Regions from separate parts of the Mus musculus genome. Here regions 1, 2 and 4 are each linked to region 3. A link is a contact called in ENCODE Hi-C or POLR2A ChIA-PET data. All regions are on one chromosome and are shown on one strand. The core of a region is the stretch at or near the end of the contact, and the rest is flanking DNA. Distances in the headings are between cores, read along the strand shown. Region 1 holds the start of Atp6v1f (ATPase, H+ transporting, lysosomal V1 subunit F). Region 2 overlaps Kcp (kielin/chordin-like protein). Region 3 holds the start of Flnc (filamin C, gamma). Region 4 holds the start of Ccdc136 (coiled-coil domain containing 136).

Region 1 (2,700 bases), core at 117-2,616, 35 kb before region 3:
GTAAGATCTGTCCTCCAGTGGCAATGGAGGTCACTTTACTGGTTTGCTAAGAGATCAGTCTCCCAGGTCAGAGCCTGCCACGCTCCAGGCTGTGGGAACTAGTCTCAGCCAGCATCCCTGGACTGGGCTATTTAGGGGAAACAGGTGAGGGCAGTTTATTCCTGAGATTTGGCATAGTAATTCTAGAAAAGGAATGAGGAAAAAAAATAGAGAGTTGGCACCCTCAATTCTAGTCAACAGTGCACTTTCTGGCTTAAAAGGAATGCCTGCACCCAGTTTTAAAAACTACGACCCAGGGTATGATGTGAAGATCTGAAGTACAAAGTCTTTGGGGAAGGCCATACTTCCCAGATGTTTTGCTTATTGTGCGCAAGACAAATGGAAGCCCCATGGCAGACTGCAGGGAGCTGAATAAACAGAGTGGGTAGTAACTTAGAAGACACAGGTAAAGCTGCTTGTTATCCAAGCCCTGTTACTTGAGTTCAATCCTCAAAGCCCATGGAAAGAAAACTGACTCCACAAGTTGTCTTCTGACCTCCATGTGTGCACACCTACCCACGGACACACACAAACGCCGTAATTAAAAAGAAAGAGTTGACCTGGGTTCTGCCTCCTATGGCTAATGTGCCTGTGCCCTAACCAATTGTCCTTTATTTTTCTCACTAGTAACTGGGAATAACCAGTACCTTACAGGACAATTGTAAGCCTCTAAGATAAATGAAGCGTATACACACACACACACACACACACACACACACACACACGCGCCCACTGTCCGGACCTACGCTGGAGGTGGTTAGTTTTCTTAGTCGAAAAGACTAAGGTTCAGAGAATACGCTACAGAGACCCCGGAAGAGGGCTGAACAAGCCGGTCAGCACTGGCAAGAGGCTCCAGGCGTCCAATTACAGCTGGTGCAGACCATAAGCTCCACTCCCCTCCTAAACTGACACACAATCATGTGATGGGGAAAGTTCGTGGACCTGCGGTAGGCCGGACCCCACTGAGCCCCAAAAGGGAACTTAGATGGCGGAGGCCCCTGCTCAGGGTGGACAGACGACTTCCGGGACCATCCCGGTCCCCATCACCACGTGACACCCAGGTTATCAGGCCACCAATTCTCCCCGTGCTTGTAGCAAGCGGAAGGACCCATTTAGGCCTAACAGGCTACCGTACCTGAAAGTGTCTTCGATCTCATTGATGGTGGTATCCTTCTCCACTACCAGGAAATTAGGGTGGCGGTTCTTGTTTAGCTCCCCTATGCCGCCCAACAGGAAACCAGTCACCGTGTCCTCGTCTCCAATCACCGCGATTAGCTTACCTCTGCCCGCCATCCTGTCCGCCGGGCAGAGCGCTTCCCAAACACCTGTGATGCCCCGCCCCCGCAGAGACCCCGCCCTTCAGTCATGCGCAGTTCCCCGCCTCCCGGGCATGCGCATTTAGCAGGAACTCCGCTTAATCTGCGTACTCTTGCGCCATAGAGGCCAGAAACACAAACCACAGAACTACGTCTCCCAGAAGGCTGAGCGTCACAGGCCTCTCTCTGGCATTCTGTCCTTAATTTCTTCTCTCTTGGAAGAAATGCCTTTTGAACCTAGTGTTATTAGAGACCGAGACTTTAGGGGACATACTTTTTTTTTCTTTCTTTTCAGTGTACGTTAGTTTGGTTTTGGCTTTTTTGAGACAGATGGTTACCTATCTCAGGCCGGACTTGAACTTGCAGTGTAGAAGAGGATAGATCCTATTGCTTCTACTTTCCGAATGCTGGTATTATAGGCCTGCGCCATTACACAAAACAGAACAGTGTGTGCTTGATTTGTTTGACTTAAAAAAAAAAAACATCTTTTTGTTGTTACATTTGTGATTTCGGAGGCAGGTGTAGTGTGGCAGTGGAGCAGGCCACAAGTTTGTGAGGTCATAATACACCCTATGAGAGTCACCTTGAGGTTCATCTGGTCAACCCAGTGCTTTTTTTTTTTTAAAGATAGGTCTCAGGGCTGGAAGATGGCTAGGTGGTTAAGAGCACTGACTGCTCTACTAGAGGTCCTGAGGTCAATTCCCAGCAACCACATGGTGGCTCACAACCATCTGAAGACAGTGTCAGTGTACCCACATATATGAAATAAATAAATCTTATAAAAAGATTTATCCAAATATTAGGATTAGGCCAAACTACCTACCCCCTTTTTTTGGTTTTATTTGGTAGTTTGTTTTTTGAAACCTGCTATATGTAGCCTTTTCTGGCCTGGAACTCAGAATGTAGACTAGGTTGGCCTTGAACTTGCAGCCAGTGGTCCTACTGCATCATCCTCCTGAATGCTGGGACTACAGAAATGCACCACTATTTCCTGTCCATTTGTTTGTTTCAACTCTTGCCTCAGTCTGGGATTACAGACATAGGCTACCATAACTGTCCAAGAACAGGTATTTCCTAGCTGGAAGGTCAAGGTCTGAATCGGTATGATGTACACATGCATGCTAACTATGACATGGCTAACAATTACTGAATATATATTAAATTACCAAAGAAATAGGCAAATGAATGATGACACTATGTAGTGCTGTAGAAACCAAGCAAGGCCTCATGTTAGTTCCTAAATTTAGATAATTGCATAGAAACAATCCTAGCACTTAGGAGGTTTGAAGCAAGAAGATTGGCACAAGCTCAAGGCCAGCTTGGGATATTGTCTTAGGAATGAGAG
Region 2 (2,700 bases), core at 172-2,671, 52 kb before region 3:
GCATTGCCTGCACCTACCATGTAACCTGGGGACAAGTGGGTAGGTAAAGGGAGGCAGGTCTAACATCCACCAGCAAATAGGGGCCATGTGAGTAGCAGCTGCATTGTCCTGGCAAGGAGTTGAGGCCCGGGCTTCATGCCCACCTGCGCTGTTGGGTGTTCTTCTGGGGCAGAGGAACTGTGAAAGAGGCACTGCCTAAGGCCCTACTCAGAAGGCCACAGAGATTGCAGGTCATGGCCTGGGTCTTAGTTAGGGTTTCTTTTGCTGTGAAGAGCTCTCATGACTGTGGCAACTGTTATAAAGGAAAATAATTGGGGCTGGCTTACAGGTTCAGAGGTTTAGGCCATTATCATCGTGGCAGGAAGCATGGTGGCCTGCAGGCAGTCACAGGGCTGGAGAAGAGGCTGAGAGTTCTACATCTGAATCTACAGGCAGCTGGAAGAGAGAGTCACACTGGGTCTTGCTTGTAAAACCTTAACCCCACCCCCACCCCCCATGGCGCACTTCCTCCAGCAAGGCCACACCTCTAATAATGCCACTCCCTGTCATTCTATGGGGGGGTGCATTTTCACTCAAATCACCACAGCCTGGCTCCTGTGGGAAATCCCTCTACAATGACATCTGTCTTTAGGACCATGTGGAGTGTACCTTGAGAAGAGCCAAGAGCTCTCCTGTCCTTATGGCTAAAGGTGCTTAAAGCTGGCATGGTCCTCAAGCAGTGCCAAGGGGAGGGATGTGTTGATGGAGGAAGAGTAACATAGCTAAGTCCTCTCTGTTGGCCCTACAAGAACACCCAACAGTGCAGGTGGAAATGGAGCCTGGCCTCAACTCCTTGTCCAGCAGAACAATGCCTCTGCCACCCACATGGGCCATATTTGCTGGTGGATGCTAGACCCACCTCCCTTTGCCCGACGTTCCTCAGATCACGAGTGGCAGGTGCAGGTTATTCAAGTGTTGCTGGGGTCCTGCCGACTCTCCAGCCATCACTCTCCAGCTGATATCCTCCACCACACAGTCTAAGAAGGAGAAATGGATGTCTGTCCAGAAACACTGCTGTGTTTGGGCAGGGTACTGAACCTGTCTCGTTTCTCCTCAGACCCTACCCAGTCATGCATGCATCAGGGTCGCTGGGTGGCCTCTGGAGAACAGTGGGCAGTGGATGCCTGCACCAGCTGCTCCTGTGTGGCTGGTACTGTGCACTGCCAGACCCAGCGCTGCAGGAAGCTCGCATGTAGCCGGGTGAGTGCCTTGGTTCAAGGTGGTAGGACTAGGGCACAAGGGCACTGCCTCCCCAGAGCGATGAGAGGGGCTTTGGGTTTCTGTTGCCATCCATGAACTACTAGCGGAGCCAGGGCTGGTGCTGTTCCTGGAGTGACCACCAGGGGGTGAACCTGGGTTCAAGGGATCAGTGAGACCACCAGAGGGCTGAGACTTGACAGGGGAAGTGTCCTGTGACTGAATCTGTTTGGGTCGGGGGCCAGGATGAGGTCCCTGCCCTGAGTCCCGGCAGCTGCTGTCTCCGCTGTTTGCCCCGGCCGGCTTCCTGCATGGCCTTCGGAGACCCCCATTACCGCACCTTCGATGGCCGCCTGTTGCACTTCCAAGGCAGCTGCAGCTACGTGCTGGCCAAGGACTGCCACGGCGAGGACTTCAGGTACGAACCCCTTTCTCTACTCCGTGACACCTTAACCTGGCACCTCTGACCTCTGGCACCCGGGCCCTTCCTCCTCTTAGTGTGCACGTGACTAATGATGACCGGGGCCGGAGGGGTGTGGCCTGGACCCAAGAGGTAGCAGTGCTGTTGGGAACCGTGGCTGTGAGGCTGCTGCAGGGCAGGACAGTCATGGTGAGCTAAGGACCCAGGGAAGGTCAGTGCTACACAGTTCACCTGTCTGATCCGACATGGCCCCTTCCTTCCCCTCCCCCTCCCCCTTTTCCAGGTGGACCAGCACACAGTGACCTTGCCCTTCCTCCGGGAGCCACTGCTGTACATTGAGCTTCGTGGTCACACTGTGATCCTGCATGCCCAGCCTGGGCTTCAGGTATAGACAGAGGGCAAAACAGGGTGGTCCTGGCACCTCAGCACTTCTAACGCTTCTGTAACTTCCAACGCGTCTGCCTGGTAGGAGGAGGAGAAGGCAGGGGTGAGAAAGTATAAAGTCGGTGGGGATCAGGAGGCAGTCAAGGTGTTCTGAGGACTCTCCCACCTCCCATGTGGGAAAATGATGATCTCTTGCTCGCAGCCCGAGCCATAACTTACAACCCCAAGCTGTGTGCACTTGATCCAAACTCTGATGGCGTTGTACCTTCCTTAAGGCCCCAGGGCAGTGATTCTCAGGAAGAGGGTTTTGTTCCACCTGGAGTCCAGTTGAAAGATGCAGTGGGCAGCTCTCCCACGAGCATTTGGTCAGGCTGTATAACAAGGTACACAGGCTAGGGAAGTGGCCCTTCCATCCCACAGTGCACCTGTCCATCCCACAGCAGGGAGACTATCAAATTAGCTCGTGAACTCCTTGGGGTCTCCGTCCTTCCCCCTCCCTAGTCCCAAGCCTCTTTGCACAGGTGCTGTGGGACGGGCAATCCCAGGTGGAGGTGAGAGTTCCCAGCTCCTACCGGGGCCAGACTTGTGGTCTCTGTGGGAACTTCAATGGCTTTGCCCAGGATGATCTGCAGGGTCCGGATGGGAGGCTCCTGCCCACA
Region 3 (2,700 bases), core at 47-2,546:
CATGGACAGGCAGGAGTCCCCCTCCCAGACGACCTAAACGACCAGGGCAATCAGGGGTTAAAGCTCCCAGGACGTTGCTCAGTGCCTTTTTAGGTTTCTGAGGCCGGGTTCTGTTTGCTCTAGTCCGGCCAGATCCCAGATGGGGAGCACATGCCTGCCAAGCGCATCAGCGAGCTTCAGGCCACTAGTCTCCCTGGCCTCAGGGCCCTGAGAACCCAGAGACGACTGGAACCTGTCTTAAGACTGCTTTTGCCCAGCGACGAAGGCGATGGGAAGCCATTTGCTTTCATGTGGGTGGCGGGATACGCCCCCAAGGAATTAGCACTGGGCACCAGCCCTGTCCTCGCAAGCATGTGCAAGCAAGGGTGGCCCGGTGGAAGGAAAAGAGGGGACTTTGGGCAGGTCGGTAGGAGTGTGTGTAGGGAGGCTGAAGCTAAGATGTTTGGACAACTTCGGAAGGGAACTTCTCAGGGGTGCCACCTGTCCTAGAGGGGTATCTGGGCTCCAGCCTGTACTGGCGAGGGAGAAATCAGACCAGGCAAGGGAAAGGTTTTCTGTTCCGGATCTCAGTACCCGCACCTATGTGACCTGTTCCTACCCCCGCTGTGACCGTTCCCTGTGACCCCCGCACTGACCGATGGACACGAGCTTGATGTGTTCCCGCTCCAGGAACTCCAGGGCCACAGACACATTTTCCAGCTTCATTTGGCGGAAGTTGGGGCGCGGGTGGAACTTGCGGTACATGCGCTTCTGGCTGAGCACTTCGAGCAGCGCGATGAGGCGCAGCCCGTCGCTGAGGTCTCGCTGCAGGTCGGTCAGGCGCTTGCCCACACACTTGAGATGCTCGTTGCACCACCGCGTGAATGTGTTCTGCTGGATCTTCTTCCACGGTGCGTCCTCCGCTAGGTCCTTCTCCGTGGACGGCATCTCGTCCGCCTCGTCAACCAGGCCGAGGCCGGAGGCGTCCGAATAGTTGCTGTTGTTCATCATGGTGGCGCGGCGGGGGGCCGGGGGAGTACGGCCTGGGGATCGGGCTGTGGGTGCTGTCGGGGCGGGACGCGGGGACACCGAGTTCTCGGAGACTTCGTTAGCGCTCTGGGCGGCGGGGCTCGCTGGCCTCTTGGGCTGAGCTGCTGGGCTGTCCGGCTAGGGCTCTCTCTCTCTCCCGGGGCGGAGCGGTGCTCGGGAAGTGCGGGCCGGGCCGGGGCAGTGGGTTTAAGAAGCCCCCGGGCTGCCGACCCCCCCGCCGCGCCCGCAGCCCCAGGGTCCACGTCAGAGCGCCGGCCTCCCAGGAATGCCGCCCGGCCCGCGGGTGGGGGCCGCGCTGAGCCCCACGGCCCCGCCTCCGCCCGCCCCTCCTCCACGCAGTCCTCAGCAGGAGCGGGGATGGGGTGGGGGCGCTGGCCCTGAGCTTCCCCATGCACACTGTACACCCCAACCTAGTCTTAGCCATTTAGGGATGAGGGACACTCCTTCCACACTCAGATTGGGTTAAAGAAAGTAATGGGGAAACTGAGGCAGTGGTTAGGGCTAGACAAACTGATCTGGTGTTGACAGAACTTTCTGGAGTTGGTGACAAGGCTGTTGACACAGCCTAGGAGTCCTGGCTTCTAGCCTGGTTGTATTGTCCACCTGTGAAGAACTCAGAAAGGAAATTGTGTGTGTGTGTGTGTGTGTGTGAGAGAGAGAGAGAGAGAGAGAGAGAGAGAGAGAGAGAGAGAGAGAGAGAGAACACCAGAAGGAGCAGGGACATTGACCAGGAGAGACTGAGTTCAAGGGGGCTCCATGACTTTTGCCACTTTACAAGAAAAAAATGCTTAAACCGTTATTTGGAATCCAAACCCAGGGCCACAGGGAAACCAAGGCTCCTGACCTGACTCAGTGTCCCTGGTCATTAGCCCATTTAGACTCACTGGCTCAGAATGAAGCTGAGCTCAGAACAAGGGTACCCAGTGAGTCACTTTGTGTGCGCCCCCCCCCCCCCCGTGACTCAACCAAGTTGATGAGAGGACAAAAGGGCTGCCCAGGTAGTACCAGGGAGCCCCCTGGGCAATGTGCCCACATGAGCCACAGGGCAGATCTTCCCAGGGAAAGTAGAAGTGTGCCAAATAGCAGGAAGAGCCCTGGCAGAGCAGCCAAGGGAAATGTGACTGGGGCAAGTGGGCAGGGCCAGGGGCAAAGCGGGCAGGAAGGGAGGCAGGCTAGAAGCCTAGGCAGGATTGGGTTGAGGGCAAGCCCAATAAGGTGAGAGACATGGGAAATGTTCACAACAGAGAAACTGAGGCAATCCAAGCTGCCTGCCACACACAAGGGAAGGACCTACAAATGAATTTACATCGCAAGGAGAGGTCAGATGTGTGTCCACTGCTTCCCCATCCTTCGAGACTAAGTAAGCTTAGCTTTGAAGGAAGACAGTCCTTAATTCAAGCCATGTGACCGCTGAGGCTTGGGTAAATCATTTTACCTTATTTCCCTCCTCGCAGTCATAATGAAAGGAAAGGCAATAATAAAGCATCTTTGGGAGCTCTTTCCTCAAGGGCAGACGACAGCGGTGCCCACTATGGACTTGGAAAGGAGTTGGGGGAGGCGGAGCTTATGGTGAAGCTCCCAGCAATCATTTCTTTTTCCTTCTCACCTAAGGAGAAGGCCTGGTCCTTAGGAGGGAGGGGGAGGGCAGAAAGGGCCAGGAGCAGAAAAGAG
Region 4 (2,717 bases), core at 135-2,634, 37 kb after region 3:
AGACAGTTCTCATGCCCATGTCCTGGCTTTTAAAAATAAGAGACAGCTTGGGATCTGGGTCAGCAGGCAGTGAGAAGAACAAGCCCCCTGCCGAAAGCCTGTTTCCAGGCTGGGTTGAGCAGGGCCTCTCTCTGTCTGGCAGCTTCCCGGGACACACAACCTGGTTAGCTGGGTGATTGGCGCCCCAAAGGGATGTGCCCAAACTTCCCACAATGCCTGAGCCCAGGGGAGGCTTGGAGCTCAGCCACCAGGGAGGAGGGGCCTGAGATGAAGTGAGGGGAGGGCCCTGTTCTGGCTCAGAGTTCTGGGGTCAGGGAAGGAAGAAGGGAGCTACGGAGTAGGGCGATAGAAAGCCTTTTTCAGAAAACTCACCGTCCATAGCTTGCATCCCACGGCGCTCCAGAGACCCCCAGCGTTGGCCTTTCTTCCTCTCACAACCCTCAGATACCTCATAGGAGCCTAAAGTGGTTACTGTGGGTCCTGTGAGCCGGGAGAAAGTAAGAACTGTAGGAATAGAGGGGCCTGGGGCTGAGGGGAAAGAAAGGGACGTGCATTCTTATATGGGAGCCCCGGAATTTGCAATCACACTGGAGAAGCCTGACTCACTCTGCCCAGCTCTGTGATTCTATTCCCTCAGCCACCTCTCATGCCTATGGAGGGGACCCCAGTCCGGCGCGGCCCAACCTCAGCACCCCTGTTCCCGGCTCCTCTCCCTCGCTCAGACAGAAGAGGGTGAGTGTTTGTTTAGCTTGGGGCATAAGAAGAGGGGTAGGGTGGGAACTAGGAAAGAAGGTTTTGGGAGGATCCTATATAGCAAAGCAGAGAAGGGAGGGGTGGCCGGCTCAGGAGAGGAGAGAAGGGGCTCTAAACTAGGCCGTTTCTCTTTCTCTCCCCTTCCCTCCCTCACCAAACCTCGCCCACCCCACCCTCTCCCGGTGGTCAAGAGCTTTGATGAACTAGAAGGGTGCAGGCTCTAGAGACAACTCCCCCGCCCCCCTCGTGAGCTGGAAACACAATCGGGCTGGAGAGACTAACTGGGGAGCGCTTGGGGAGTGACCGCTGGGAAGGGACAACCCAGGTCGAAAGATGGAGAGCAGTATCCGGTGGAGGCCAGGGTGAAGGGAGCCGACTCAGTACCAGGAGCACCTGGGGGTCAGAAGGAAGGAGAGCCGTAGGGGGAAGGAGCATAGGGAGCTGAGAGAGAGGCCGCTCTGACCTGGGCCAGGGCAGCTCCAGCCCGCGGCTCCCGCGCCGGCCCCGCCGCCTGCCTCCATGGCTGCTCCCGCCGCCGCCGCCGCCTCCCGAGCAGAAGCCGCAGCCTCCGGGCCGGGGACCGGGAGCCCGGTGCGCAGGGAGGAGAGAGGGCGGGCCGAGAGGGCGGGGCCTGGCCTGGCCACCTGACGCGAGTGCCCGCCTGTGGCCGCCCGGAAACCCTCCCCCAGTCCCCGGCTCCAGACCCAGTGAGGACCAGCAAAAGAGGTTCAAAACACGTCACTAAAGTGCCCCAGGCTCGTCCGAGGCAGCTTCAGGTCTGCTGCGCCTGAAAAGCGGACGTGAGCTACCGGGTCTTGAGGATGCGCCCAAGGAGTGCTAGCATGGCTTGGTTCTGGCTGCAGAACCCACCCTGGGTCCGCCACGCCTAGGGACCTCAGGGGCTAGTCTTGACGGATGATAGAACCGGGGGGGGGGTGGGGGTGGGGGGGGATGGACTGTTTCCTGCAGATGCGCAAACACACGCGCACTTCCTTGGTTCCCACACAGAGCCAGCGTCCCCATCCCCGCAGTCCACAGAACCCATCCCTCCGGGTAGCCTCAAGCGCCCCAGAGCTACTGCAGGGCTGGCGGATAGTTGAGACCTGCATGTGCCAAGTGCTAGGTGGTGGTACATCACTGCTTTCCCCGAAATCCCACCCAGCCAGAGCTCTCCTCCCAGTGTACCAAGTCCCTCTTTCTTCCCAGCCCTTTGAGCCACGCCCTCTGTGACCTGTGCAGTGTGGGCATCATTGATGTTCCCTGTAACAAGAAATGTGGGAAACCACGAAGCTTTTTTTCAACTTTTCATCTATTTATTCAAGAGATGAACTTGGTCTTGAGGCAGATTTGACATCTCAGCAGGTCTCATTTAGGTCAGAAGTGGATACTCAGGAATCTGCTCCCCGAGTTATAATCGTGGAGAGATTTCTAAGCTTGGTACCTCACACCAGTTCTTTCTCATGTATTCTCACTCCTAAAGTTTGGGCATGGCTTGGCTGGGTTCAACTCCCCAGGCTACTGGGCTCTCAAGCCCTCCATGTTCCTCAGGAATGAAGCAATTCCCTGCACATCTCAGGCTTATCAGTAATTTCAGCATTGTGTTGAGAGTTACTCTCCAGACACCCCATCCCTTCCTTTTTTTAGACTCTCCTGCTGTGCTCTTCTGACCCTCTGGGCAGCATCAGAGTATTGCCTGCTGTTAAGGTTGGGAAGTATCCTAGTTATCTTTGTATCTTCAGTATCAAAGTACCTGACTCATGGAGTAAATGAGTAACATGGAGCTTCCGACTAAGTTAACAACGCCTTCATCATTTATCCCAGATTTTTAACTCATGAATTTAAACTCACGTTCCCTATTAACAATGATGTCTGCCAGGCAGTGATGGCTCACACCTTTAATCCCAGCACCTGGGAGTCAGAGGCAGGCGGATCTATATGATTTAGAAGCCAGCCTGGTCTACCGA

Evidence for each region. Hi-C counts contacts between places; a loop is a spot of excess contacts on that map. ChIA-PET counts read pairs that join two places held with the same protein, here RNA polymerase II (POLR2A).
Region 1: POLR2A ChIA-PET joins it to region 3 with 31 read pairs in Patski. The contact joins the promoter of Atp6v1f here to the promoter of Flnc in region 3. A Hi-C loop is called at or near these places in 2 of 37 maps with a recorded cell type or tissue (both heart). POLR2A ChIA-PET finds 5 or more read pairs at or near these places in 3 of 5 experiments (Patski and embryonic stem cell).
Region 2: POLR2A ChIA-PET joins it to region 3 with 13 read pairs in Patski. The contact joins the enhancer-like site here to the promoter of Flnc in region 3. POLR2A ChIA-PET finds 5 or more read pairs at or near these places in 3 of 5 experiments (Patski and embryonic stem cell).
Region 4: a loop to region 3 is called in a map of heart, with 3 times the contacts of the local background. The contact joins the promoter of Ccdc136 here to the promoter of Flnc in region 3. A Hi-C loop is called at or near these places in 5 of 37 maps with a recorded cell type or tissue (CH12.LX and heart). POLR2A ChIA-PET finds 5 or more read pairs at or near these places in 2 of 5 experiments (Patski and embryonic stem cell).

Annotation. Positions count from the first base shown.
Region 1 is chr6:29,466,449-29,469,148 of GRCm38, reverse strand. Atp6v1f (ATPase, H+ transporting, lysosomal V1 subunit F) reads right to left here and starts at 1,366. Exons shown (of 2, transcript NM_025381.2): 1 at 1,175-1,366. The coding sequence starts at 1,332.
Region 2 is chr6:29,483,957-29,486,656 of GRCm38, reverse strand. Kcp (kielin/chordin-like protein) reads left to right here. Exons shown (of 38, transcript NM_001029985.4): 32 at 1,097-1,239; 33 at 1,482-1,654; 34 at 1,735-1,846; 35 at 1,941-2,042; 36 at 2,563-2,700. Among named protein-coding and RNA genes, the nearest start is that of Atp6v1fnb, 14 kb to the right of the region's middle. Within about 2 kb of position 1,421, at least 1 of the 3 ENCODE cell types and tissues checked has a DNase peak (open chromatin) inside an H3K27ac peak, as active enhancers do.
Region 3 is chr6:29,431,749-29,434,448 of GRCm38, reverse strand. Flnc (filamin C, gamma) reads right to left here and starts at 1,296. Exons shown (of 48, transcript NM_001081185.2): 1 at 636-1,296. The coding sequence starts at 990.
Region 4 is chr6:29,395,242-29,397,958 of GRCm38, reverse strand. Ccdc136 (coiled-coil domain containing 136) reads right to left here and starts at 1,384. Exons shown (of 18, transcript NM_001347071.1): 1 at 1,217-1,384; 2 at 373-480. The coding sequence starts at 1,274.